3 separate regions of the Homo sapiens genome follow, and all the other regions are linked to region 2. A link is a contact called in ENCODE Hi-C or POLR2A ChIA-PET data. All regions are on one chromosome and are shown on one strand. Each heading gives the region's core, a stretch centred on a gene start or an enhancer-like site at or near the end of the contact. The rest is flanking DNA. Distances are from core to core; before and after follow the strand shown. Region 1 overlaps SH3RF3 (SH3 domain containing ring finger 3). Region 2 overlaps SH3RF3 (SH3 domain containing ring finger 3). Region 3 overlaps SH3RF3 (SH3 domain containing ring finger 3).

The links. Hi-C counts contacts between places; a loop is a spot of excess contacts on that map. ChIA-PET counts read pairs that join two places held with the same protein, here RNA polymerase II (POLR2A). Pooled maps may share reads with other maps.
Region 1: a map of heart right ventricle shows a loop between it and region 2 (1.9-fold over the local background). The contact joins two enhancer-like sites. A Hi-C loop is called at or near these places in 12 of 168 maps with a recorded cell type or tissue (DLD1, Right ventricle myocardium inferior, ascending aorta and 6 more) and 6 of 50 pooled maps. POLR2A ChIA-PET finds 5 or more read pairs at or near these places in 4 of 52 experiments (MCF 10A, PC-9, Panc1 and 1 more).
Region 3: a map of heart left ventricle shows a loop between it and region 2 (5-fold over the local background). The contact joins two enhancer-like sites. A Hi-C loop is called at or near these places in 3 of 168 maps with a recorded cell type or tissue (Right ventricle myocardium inferior, astrocyte of the cerebellum and heart left ventricle) and 1 of 50 pooled maps. POLR2A ChIA-PET finds 5 or more read pairs at or near these places in 4 of 52 experiments (AG04450, H1, IMR-90 and 1 more).

The regions. Positions count from the first base shown.
Region 1 is chr2:109,320,822-109,325,029 of GRCh38, reverse strand. All of the region lies in intron 1 of SH3RF3 (SH3 domain containing ring finger 3), which reads right to left. It also overlaps a transcript of RANBP2 not described here. Among named protein-coding and RNA genes, the nearest start is that of MIR4266, 9.3 kb to the right of the region's middle. Within about 2 kb of position 2,734, at least 18 of the 41 ENCODE cell types and tissues checked have a DNase peak (open chromatin) inside an H3K27ac peak, as active enhancers do; they include heart right ventricle, where a contact is called at or near this core.
Region 2 is chr2:109,283,231-109,287,064 of GRCh38, reverse strand. The region is part of intron 1 of SH3RF3 (SH3 domain containing ring finger 3); the gene reads right to left. It also overlaps a transcript of RANBP2 not described here. Among named protein-coding and RNA genes, the nearest start is that of MIR4266, 28 kb to the left of the region's middle. Within about 2 kb of position 1,985, at least 4 of the 41 ENCODE cell types and tissues checked have a DNase peak (open chromatin) inside an H3K27ac peak, as active enhancers do; they include heart right ventricle, where a contact is called at or near this core.
Region 3 is chr2:109,244,675-109,249,023 of GRCh38, reverse strand. All of the region lies in intron 1 of SH3RF3 (SH3 domain containing ring finger 3), which reads right to left. It also overlaps a transcript of RANBP2 not described here. Among named protein-coding and RNA genes, the nearest start is that of MIR4266, 67 kb to the left of the region's middle. Within about 2 kb of position 1,368, at least 3 of the 41 ENCODE cell types and tissues checked have a DNase peak (open chromatin) inside an H3K27ac peak, as active enhancers do.

The DNA.
Region 1 (4,208 bases), core at 1,485-3,984, 37 kb before region 2:
AACATCTCTTACGCAAGCCAAAGGCCTCTCCCAGAACAAACTTTTCCTTGCCAAAACTGTGTGATTGTATTTGTCTATACTAGTCATTACTGTATAGGAATGGCAAGAGGAGAGGGTTTGGGGAAGCGACAGCTCCACCGTTCCTTCCAGGAGACAGTGTGCCAGCGTGCGTGCTTGCACACACCTCAAGGAGAGGGACGGAGAGTACTGTCCTTGGAGTTACAGGCAGATTCATAGTTGGTCTCTATCCCCGTCTGGACATTCATGCTCTCCTTCAAGTCATTTGGCGCTTATGCAGCAATTCTAATTTCATCTACTTTACTACCAGCAGGGATCCACAGCTTTGGGATCCAGGAGAAAGGAGTTCCAGGAGAAAGGATCAACTTCGCCTTCTTCAAATACTGTCTTCAAAGGGCTTATTAGCACTTTGCAAATATTAGTCAACAGATCATCAACCTGGTTTTCCTTCTATTAAGATGACAGTTGTAACTTTCATTATTATTTTAAAATCTAAAAGATTAATCAAAACTACTTCACATCCACTAGGATGGCTAAAATCACAAAGACTGGCAATAATGAATGTTGACAAAGATGTGGAGAAACTGGAATGTCATACATTGCCGGTGGGAATGGAAAATGGTGCAGCCACTTGGAACAACTGCCTGGCAGCCCCTCAGAAGGTTAAAGAGAGTTACCATGCGACCCAGTACCCCTACTCCTAGAGCAGTGGAAACCTGTCCACAAAAAACTTGTACATCAATAGTCACAGGGCACTACCTGTGATGGTGAAAAAGTGAGAACATCCCAGATGTCCATCCACTGATTAATGGTATAAGCAAAATGTGGTCTAGCCACACAATGGATTATTATTCAGCCATAAAAACATGAAGTAGTGAAACATGCTACAACCAAGACGAACCTTGAAAATATTATGCTAAGTGAAAGAAGTAAGACACAAAAGGCCACATATTATCTGCTTCCATTCATAGAAATGTCCAGAAAGAAAGATCCACAGGGACAGAAATTACATTAGTGTTTTCCAGGGGCTGGGGGAAGGGGAACAGAGAGTGACTACTGATAGGTATGGCATTTCTTTTTACAGTGATGGAAAGTTTCTGAAATTAGACAGTGATGGTGGTTGCACAGCTCTGTCACTATACTACAAATTACTTTTAAAAAGATAAAAACATAAGAAAAGCTAAAAGATTAGCACTCTGAAATATTTGGAGACCTAAAATAACAAAAATAATTAACATCTATAAAACATGTTGACAGCTTAGAGAAGCATCCTCATGCCCACTCTTACAGGAGGGTGGAAGAGCAGGCCACCTTCACCTTATCTCCTCGAGGCACAGGCTCAGGGAGCTTGGCGGACACACAGCTCAACCTCACCAAAACCCCATGCACATCAGGAGTCTCCAGCCCCAGTGCAGATGCACATTCAGCTGAGTTCAAGCTTCGCTGGGGGCTCAGACTTATGCCCCATCTACCACTACCTACAATATTCTTCCTGGAGAGGGACAGCATGCTACCAATCACTAACAGAGAATGCACTTGGGTTGGTTGTTTTTCTAAATCTCACTGAATATTCTTTGGGATAGTATGTGCATATGTGTGTTTGTGATTCTTCATTTACACAAATGCCCATTGTGGTGAATATGTGGATCCTATAGCTGGAGTCATACAGGTATCTTCTTCAGTTTGTCTTCCTCTGTGTCACCTGCTTCATAGACACTTGCCCCTGTGCCAGTCAGTGCCTGCTATACACCCAATGACTCCCAGCCCAAGACCTGATGAGCCAGAGGGTCCTGATGGCCCCCGGCCCTCCTTCCCACTCTAGAAATACACACCTCCCCTTCCCACCCATTGCATTGTCTCTGGAAGCCGAGGCCTCTCTCTGGAGCATATGCTGGGAGCCCGGGCACAGTGGCAAAAGCAGAAGCCCCACAAAGTCTGCAAGCTCCCTCCTGTCTCTGATAAAACATTTCAACGAGACCACCTAGGGGTATAAGAAAATCCCTCTGCAACACAGCTCAGCAGCCTTGCCCACAGTCAGATTTGGCCTCTTTATATTGCCTGCCCACTCTCACTAAATTCCAATCTAGCCAGGGAAAAGCCACCTCTTGGCCTCATCTTAACATTACAAGGTTTGTGCATGGAACTTTAATTGATAGCAATAAAGCTGTCTGCCCATATCCTGATGTGGGGAGATTTGCAGGCACCAGAAGCCTGATTTCTGAGTTGGAGAAGGGTTCTTATTTGAATCCTTATTTGCTGGAAAAGCAAAATATGAGCTGATCATCTACCTCTTAATGAATTAGAAATCACTTATGTGGGTGCCCTGTGTGCTCAGCTAATGAGTCCTTTTTAAAAGGTTATTTCTGCTGGAGACCAGCCTTTGACATTTGACTGGCGACTACTGCAGATTTATTCATTCAGCAAATTTATTCTTGCAGTAACTCTCAAAATCAGTGCACACTATTACACAGCACAGGCCCTATTTGTGAAATTATTTATAGGCTTATTTAGAAATTTCAGCTTCCTTAAGATGGACAATTTTATTGGCTGATTTAAGCTCAACTCTCAGGCAAAGACAACTCACCCGCCTCCTAGTTCAGGCTCCTGGATTCCTGCCACCCCAACTGCCTAGTCTGCCTGTGGGAACATTTCGGCACATGTTGAAATGTTCTGCCTCTGCCGGCCCTGGCTGCCCTCAGACTCCATGGGTTTACAGAGCAGGATCTGGATTTATGACTTCAACAGGAAATGCAAAATACACAAAGTTCCAGCAAGAAGGGAGAAGGAGTGGTGATTATTCGGGGGATTCCAGAATGCTTGAAGGGGCGCTGAGTCTCCTGTGTATCCGTGTCTTGTCTCTCTCTTCCTCCCCCTTACTCCTTACCCTTCTTTTTCCCTTTCCTCATTCTTTCCCTCTCCCCGCTTCTCTCCCTTACCCTTTCTCGCTCCTTGCTGTGCCTTCCAGTTGCCAAGGTGACTTATTTTAAAAAGAGCCATCCACTTCTTGAAATGTGGTATTTGCTTTCATACTGAATAACGAGGACCAATCATCTTCAGAGCTCTGATCCTCCAGAAAAGGGCCCCATCTCCCCTTCAGAGAAGTCCTGAAGTCCTGACCACACTGGGACTTGAAGTAAGCAGTGGGAATCCACTGGAATTTGGCAGAACCTTGGGATTGTCATGGCCAGCCTCTGATGTCAAAATGTGACCAATCCCTCGCGAACACATCTCTCTAGCAGAATAACAGTAGTTGGAAGTAGATCTTCCCTCCAAAAATCTGTCTATACTTGAGTTGCACGGCAGGGGGCCAGGGTTGACACTTATTACAAATTTATTCATTTTTGCCAGATCCCTTCTGCCACAAGAGGGTTTTATCTAGACAAGGTTCCTAAATTGGCTTTGCAAAATGTAATCCTCTATTGATTGTCTCATCTCCTGTAATCCATCCAGTTATTGGAGAATGTTTGTTAAATTTCTATTTTAATAAAAACATCAACCACAACATTTATCTTCCTTTGTTAAATGGAAACAAAGCATAATCTAATTTTAAAAATACTATAAGCTGATAATCAAAATTCAACAACTGTATGCCCTGAACTCAACTAATTTCCACTTCAAATGCTCCTAATCCACATAGGCTTTGGCAATGAATGATGACGTTCTGGTATGGAAGAGGCAATCTGCATGCCACATTTGCTCTACCAATTTACTAAATTAAGTGGCAAGACAATAAAGGAATGGCGTTTTAATGAGAACAGCCTAATTAAAAGTGAATCCGAGGATATAAGGTTTGAGTTCTATTACTGACTGCATACCTCAAAGAATGTGAAGAGCTGCAAAGAAGCGTTTGAGAGGTGCATCCATGCACATGGCGTCTTGTGTGTCCGTGAGTCTTTCTTCCATGAATACTACTTATCACTAATCATTATCAGTAGTAATCATTACTTACATGTCTATAAGTTATCAGTAAGAGCAGCCATTTTTGAGCTCCCATGGAACAATCTATGTAGGTATGTAGATGCCTTACATACAATCTAATCCATATCCTAAAACCCTGCAAGATGGCAATATTACCATCACTTTACAGATGAAGTGTTTGTGGTTCAGAAGGTTAACCCAGGTGATGAGTATCGTAGGGCAGGGATTTGAATCTTGGTCTGGTGCCCGAATCCATGGCCATTCCATCTGAC
Region 2 (3,834 bases), core at 736-3,235:
CATGGATGCAAATCAGAAAGTTGCTGAGAGGGAAGAGCAGTGCAGAGCTGAGCACAGGGACAGTTGCACGTCCCATTTCAGTGCTGCCAGTCTGTGGAGGATGGCGGAACCACCTGGGCAGGGTCCACAAATGCTCACTGTCTTTTCAGATGCAGACTCACAGCATTGACTGCTTTCTCTGGGGACAGACCGGTCAACGAATTTAGAGTTGGAGAAGTTTGGATCTGGGAAAGGTAGAATGGCTACTGGCCCTGTGAGATGTCACTCCTCCCGGGAGGTATGGGGCAGCGTCCACTCTGCACCACATCTCTGTAGGGAAACCCAACACTCCCAAAGGTACTGGGAATCCTGGTAGCTCAAAGCAGGTTTTGCTAGCAGATGAGCTATGCCAAACAGGGGGAAAAGATTCCTGCTTCAGAGCTCCTGGGATTTAGAATCATGGGTGTGGAAGCTCCCCTCACCATGTGCCAATCCAGAAGGGGCCTTAGCTGAAAGTCCAGGCCCACCTGGAGCAAACCCCTGGCTCTGGGGTTTTAGTGACTTGGTCTTCTGCACCCAGGTGATAAGCATAGATGGCCTTGTGCGGGACTGTGGTGCAGCTGAGAGAGCATGTGCTGAGTGACCACAGGACCTGAGCCCCATGCCCTTTGCCCCTCTGGGCCTCCAGGTTCCTGCTTGCCTTTGAATTGCAACCAAGGGCCCCCTGGAGTGACCACTGCGTGGGCAGCACACCTTCATTCTTCTTACAGGAGGGTCAAACACATCCCTTGACCACACTTTTCCATCATCATAAGGAAATCTGCTGATGGCAGAGCATTACCTCCCTCAGAGAAACAGAATGCTGCCTATCCCTTTGCCAGGCCCTTACTTTAAGAACTGAAAGTGAAATGAAATCCTTGAATAAAGTGACTTGGAAAATCCACAGGTACAAAGCACCAGGCCTGCAGGGTCCAAGCACCTTCCTACTGCCATGTAATGATAGGCACCTGAATGTCCACCTCTCCATGTCAGAAACACCATTGATTCTAAGCAGCAGATCAGGCTTCCACCAGCCTCTGATGTGTCCTGGCTTATCCTAGGCAAACTGTCCTGCAGGCCATGGACCCTCAGAACCCAGGGCAGAAAAGAGGAAAACCGGGTGAGTGGACAAAAATCTGAATGCAGTAGAAGGAGGCACGCTGGGGGCATGGGAGGAAGGGAGTGGTCAGGCTTGGAGCCACGCAGAGGCAGTGAAGCCAACAAGGCCAGGACTGGAAGGAGGATGCTCTCTAACACACAGACTCACACCCTGCCAGGTCTGGATCCAGGTTCCACAAGGCATCAGCTTGCTCACACTGGACCAGGCTCAGGGACAGATGCAAAAGCAAGCTTTCATGAGCCCCAAGTGAACTTTTCCCCATAGGACACTCAGAGAGGACTGACACAGATGACAGGTTAGGCTCCCCACAGAGCACAGACACACTCCGGGGCTTGACCGTGGCCAGAACATGACGCACCACCTCAGCCTCTGGGCTCCCACCGCCAGGCAAGCGATTGCCCTGCAGTCCAAGTGCCCCAGCATGCACTGTTAATATATGAATACCACGTCCAGACACACTAACAAAAACGCACGGCACAGCAGGCACACTGCACTGGAGAATCAGCGGTTTGTGCCTCAAGTCTAATTAAGACAAAAGTTTTGTGCGTTGGCCGTGGAAAGGCATGCTAATGACTCACAAGCTGGCTTAACCCCACCATGAACACCTGTATTTCAGCAGCTTCCCAGGAGGTTATGAGGAGGTGTGGAAAGGGGAAGCTGTCCTGCCCTTCACACTGAGTGGATCTGCAAGCACAGGGCAGGGCAACTCAGTCTCCAAAACCAGAAGGCCAGTGCCAGGCTCAATTTGTTCCTTCTTTAAAGCAGCTTCCATAGAAAGCCTCACTGTCACCCCTACTCCAGACCCTGGGCTCTTTCCAGACTGGGCTAAGGGGTGACAGCTGCCTGGGCCTCTTCCAGGACAGGGCTGTGTGGCCGGCCATGGAGCAGAGGCCCCGCGGCACAGCGCACAGACAACGTCCTCCCAGAGGCAGCTGTTCCCCACATTGACTTCACTTCTGATGGCACAAGGCCAGAATGTCTTTCATTAGTTTCCCAAACTCTGTCATCAGGGAAGCAGACGAGCCCAGTGTGGATTTTTTAAAGTCAGCACGTTCAAGAGCATCAACCTACATGAAGCCACACATCCTTAAACACACACACCCCACACACATGTCATCTGACACGAGGCCACACATCCTTAAGCACACACACTCCACACACATGTGCTTAGCCATGCGGGGACTTCACCTGCAGAGGTGTGCACAGAAGATGATCTGCCTGGCCTAGACTGGGAAGGGTCTCAAAAAAATCACTAAAGCCTCAAAAACATGGTCTAACCCATGACATTGGCAATGGTCTCCCATGCACTTCTAGATGCCACTCTATGCCCTTCATCCAGCCAAAACCACCCTGTGACTGCTCCACACATAATTCAAACACAGGGTTTCCTGCAGCAGATGTGACTCCAGTGGCTTCCAAGGCTGGACGAGAGGAGAGTGATGGGAGGGGTGTGTCCCCTTCTGCATGCCTGCCTCCCAGTCCACACGCCCTAGACCAGCCACCTTTGGGAATAAGGTCCTGCCCCACAATTGCCAAATTCCATTGATTTCATCTCCTGCAGCTTGTCTGATAATTTTGGTTGCTATCAGTCCCTGAATGCTTTAAGAATAAAAATGCCTTTCAGTAATACTCATGGCTACTAATACAGTGAAGATGCTCAAGGAAATGAACACCCACCAAAATGACAAGATCACCAAAAAGAAATTCCTGAGGGTCACACCACACTTGAGAAAACTGCAGGCCCCAACCCCCTTCCCCTGGGACCGCCCCTCTGTAAGACCCTGGGCTGAGTACCTGAGGGATGTGTTCGTTCAAGGTCTTTCATTACGGTGGATCTGGGAAGGCCAGGGGGCAGGACAAGGGAGGTGACAGCAAGTGAGAAGGCAGCCCAATGCCACCCTCCCCTCGGCTTTCCTACCCAGGGCAAGCTCTCCTGGAAAAACACCCACGGGCAGAGGTGTGGGGACAGGAGGGAGGCGGAAACACGGCCTCCCCAAGTGAGATGGAATCTGGGGGTCATTTGATAAGCGCTTCACCAGCTGATGCATATAGAATACTCACTCCCCAGCATCCCCAGTGGCTCAGCAGCAAGACTGGCAAATCCTCCCAGGGAGCAGAGAGAACAAACACAAGGAGCCAGGCAGAGAGCCAAGTTCAAATCCCAAATCCAGCACGTAGCACCTCTGTGGCTCAGGCCAGCGATTTAGCATCCCCAATTCTCAAATTTTCTGACCACAAAAGGGGGCTACTGTCCCCTGCTTCCAGGTCCCCATGTGCACTGAATCACAGTACAGTACAGCTCCCTGCAGCGCTCTCCCTCAGCCCCAGCTTTTAGGAAGGGGCTGAAGTGTGCCCCCATCCTGCTCACCAGGATCTTACCTCGGCCCTGGGTGGCCCATCCCTCCCCTACTCTCTTCTGGAGACCTTTGTGGACAACACCAGGGGTCTCTGTGGTCACCAGCATTTCTGAGTGCTCCTCCACAGGGGAGCAAAGCTCCACTCCCTCTGTGAGCTCAATACTGGCCACCAAAACACTCAATTTCAACGCAGTGAGGTGAGGCCTGGCAGAGGCTGGCAATGGGGTGGCAAGGAAGGAGCAGGGGAGCAGGTGTCCAGCAGGCCCACAAGTGGGGAGTGGGAACAGAGGCCTTAAGTAGGGGGAAGGCTGTGGCCATGGCCCAAGCACCCAGAGCGGG
Region 3 (4,349 bases), core at 119-2,618, 37 kb after region 2:
TATAGTCCCAGCTACTCAGGAGGCTGAGGTGGGAGGATCACTTAGGCCCAGGAGTTGGAGGCTGCATCCCAGCCTGGGTGACAGAGCAAGACAGGACAGGACAGGACAGGACAGGACAGGACAGGACAGGACAGGAAAGGACAGGAAAGGAAAGGAAAAAGGAAAGGAAAAAGGAAAACGAAAAGGAGAAAAGAGAGAAAGAGAGAAAACGAAAGAGAAAGAGAGACAGAAAGAGAAAGACAGAAAGAAGAGAAAGAGAGAGAGAGAGAAGGAAGGAAAGAAGGAAAGGAAGAAAGAAAAGAAGGAGGCAAGGAAAGAAGGAAAGGAAAGAAATGCAGTACTTCATTTTTCTCTTCACTCACCAAGTGTACTAATTATTTGCTTGCACTTGAATATTCAAACCTATTTAATATACATGTTTGGTCAATTAATGTCTCAAGGTTTCTGTCTGCATTGCAATTGTCTTAGACTGGAATTAACTACAGGGTAGTAACATCCATTTAATTCCACTTGGAAAATGCCACTTGCAGAGCAGGCCTGCATAAATGACTTTGATGCAGTGAGAAAATGGAGCTTACCTAATAAAAACACTTCTTAATTATCCTACCAAAAGGAAAAAAATGAGAGCGATAACACATAATCATGAGAGGCAAAACCATAAAACTTTCAGGAAACAATAAGAAGAATATCTGTATGGCTTCAAGGGTGGGGAAGATTTTTAAAACAATAGCCAAAATGAGCACATCAGAAAAGAAAAAGATTGAGAGAAGTGACCTTGTTTATTAAAAGTAAGAACTCCTATTCATCTGAATCAACATATATAGCAATGAAAGAATTAATATCCAGAATATATTTTAAAAACTCCTCCTAATATAAAAGATCAACAATCAAAAGAAAACAGGCAGTGGACTTTGTGGTGGATTGTAGAGTAACAGCCTCCAATTGATTCATGTTCCCTGGATCCAGGCCCTTGGAATATTCCATCCAAGGTTGCCTCTAGATTTGGCAGCCCTGTGACTTCCTTTGGCTAATGAGACAACAACAATTATGATGCAGATGGAGGTTTAAAAAGCGCTTGCACGTTGGAGTCTGCCTTTTCTTGTTGCTTACTGGGACCTTCAGTCCACCACATGAAGACGCCCAGGCTAGCCTTTGGGGGATATAAGAGACCATGTGGAGAGGAACCCAGGCCATCCTTGCTGCCCCAGTAACCCCAGCCAACACACACAACAGTGAGTTAAATAAAAAGGTATTATTTTAAGCCTCTAAGTTTTGGGTTTCTGTTATACAGCAAATCCTAACTGATACAGGGAAAAACATATAGAAGATGTTCTCCTTCACTGGCAATCAGAAACTAACAAAGGAAGAGCTAACGCAGCCAGTCCGTCAACTGTGAGGTGTTAAGGACACTCACACCTTTGTTTACAAAGAGAAGTCGCCAAGTGTAACCAGGCAAGAGTTTCTGCACAGGAAGAGCACAGCAGGCTGGACTGACACGTGACCACCCATGCCTGCCTTAAGGTGGGAAGAATAATGGTTTTGCACAAAAACTTCCAGGAAGTGTCCTCAGAGGAACGGTCAGGAGCCGTGACGTTCAGGGATCATCTGGGAAGCTCAGCTGGTCTTACACAAGTGTGCTAGGTTACTTAGGAAGTAAACTGATCTAGAAACTAACGAAGTTCAGGGAGGGGCTGCAGAGATTTGGATAAAGGGCTCAAGAAAGCTCTTGAAAGCCATCCTTGGTGTGTCACCGATTCCAGGACATTAAGGACTCACTGCAGCACATAATCTGTGGGCATCTGTGTGGGGTGTGACTTCATTCTGTTCTCCCTTATCTCATAGCTTCCTTGTCCTCTGCAAACCCAAACTCCATGTTTCATGTCTCTGGATAATATCCATACACCCATGGGATTACAATTCCCCAAACAGGGGAAAATGAAAAATTAAAATGGTTTTAGAGTTGAATGTAGTTGTGACTACAGGAAAGATGTCACATCATCTCAAAAAGTGAGGGTCCGACCAGAAAGAGACTAACCAGCATCCTCCACCATGAGTCCTCCTCATGCTCTGGGAACGCCTCCTCAAGGCTGAGCTGCAGCATTGGCCTGGAGCCCTGAGTCAGAGGGGTCCTAGCATCAAACCTGTGCCACCGAATGGAAGGAAGACACCCCCAGCATCGCTGTCACAACAGAAGCACGTGGATGAGCTAGGGCATCCGACTGCAGTTCAACTCAGAGCAAGCGAGGCTCTCCAGGCTCAGGTATCATCTCCACCCCGGCATCCCCACTGCCTCCCAGTCCATCTGAGCAGAGACATCCAGCCTTAGGACGAGCCAGGGCAATTCCACCAGGCACGTTAAGTCCACAGGTCAAATAAGACACGTGCAGGGAGATACACTGGCTGTGTGTGGAAAGGAAGGCTGGAGGGTACTACAGTGGTGAAACATCTACACTCTCCAGCCATCCTGTTAGGCATGATATTCCTTGGAGTATGCAATGGACTGAATGTATGTGTCATCCTAAAAGTCATATGTTAAATCCTAACCTCCAAGGTAATGCTATTAGGAGCTGAGGCCTTTGGGGAGGTGACCGGATCGTGAGGGTGGAGCCCTCATGAATGGGATTAGTGTCTTACTAAAGAGGCCTCGGAGAGTTGCCTTGCCCCCTCTACCATGGGAGGACACAGTGAGAAGGCACCGTCTGTGAACCTGGAGGCCAGTCTTTACCAGACATCGAATCTGCCAGTGCCTTGATCTTGGACGACCAGCGTCTAGAACTGTGGGAAATAAATTGCTGCCGCTTTTAAACCACTGCGTTTACGGTATTTTGTTACAGCAGCTTGAAAAGCCTAAGGCAGCCTCTGTCAACCTCACAACCACCCTGCAAAGCAGGTATCCTCCCACTTCACAAATGAAGAAACAGAAGCTAAGTAACTTGCCCAATGTTATCACAGTCCTAGGTGTAAAATTGAAGTATGAATCCAGGTGTCTTGATTTCAAAAATCCATGCTCTTTTTTTGTTTCACCACACTGGTTTTTTGTGAATAAGCCAGCTTAGAGACTTTCATTATAGCAGTAATTTTTTTTTGTTCCCTCAAAGGATTTCCTGAGACCAGTAAATGATGCCCGGGATTGTGTTAAGTACTCTAGATTTCAAGTGTTAAGTACTCTAGATTCAATCTCTCATGATGGATTTACAAACTCCATAAAGATCTGAGGGTCCCCCTGAGGCAACTTTAACCAGAAAATCTGAAGGTCCAGGAATTATAGCAAAAATGATGACTTAGAATGAATTTCCTGAATTTGTTAAGATATTTATTGTGGCCAATTTCAGAGAGAAATCTTAACAAATATGGTCTCAGTTCAAGGGATAAGAAGCAAATATGAAAACTCGTAAAGTTATTTTATATATAGACTTAAATTTGTCTCCTCAAAGCCCAAGTTCCTATAATAACATGTCAGGCTAGAGGTGCAGTTTGTCCAATAAAAATAAAAACTTAATTTACTTTTTATTTCTAGTTGACTCTTAGAAAGGAAAATAATCAACTCACATAGGAAGCACTAATGTGCAAATTATTTTGCCAGACTCTGAGGGTCTGAATATCCAGACAAAAACCACAAAGAAACAAAAATTACATGAAAGCACCAAGAGGGAATTCCAGTTACAGCAGAGGTTGACACTGTCCCCAAGTTGGGGACAGAGGGAATGACCACAGGCATGGGCCTCACCTTGACCATGGCAGCAGACAGCTCTACTCCTGTCTCTGTGGTCTGAAAACCTCAGAGCAGCCAGTAAGATGACCCTAGAGAGACAGGAGCTATACATTCACCAGGAGCACAGAAGCCACATGGCAAGAACCCAAGTGGGCTCCAGCAGGGGAGCTTCCCGTGAGATGGTGGAGGGGCTCTCATTCTATCTGCTGAGAACTGGGCACACTCTGCTCAGCAATGGGTCCCTCAGCACAAGGCTGCCCAGACAACAGGACTAAACACTTAAAGGGGACGCCATCCAACAACAAAGACAGCAAGAACTGTACTCACAGTTCTCCATAGAGATACTGGCACCTGATCAAGTCTCAAACCCAAGGGCAAGCTCAGGGCCAGCCAACTTTGTCTTGCTTCTAACTTGTGTCCACACCCTGCAGAATATGACGATGGCACAGGCTGCAGTGGGAAAGGTGTGTAAAACCTCCCCTGTTCTCAGGCCACCCCTCCAAGGCCAGCAGCAGGAGGGGCACCTGCCCTGGGCCACAGGCTGCCTCAAGGGCCCGGGCATTGAGGTTCTGAGTGACTTTGACTCCTGTCTCTAGAGGCTGTGATTCTCAGTGCTGCAGATAATACCATCTCCATA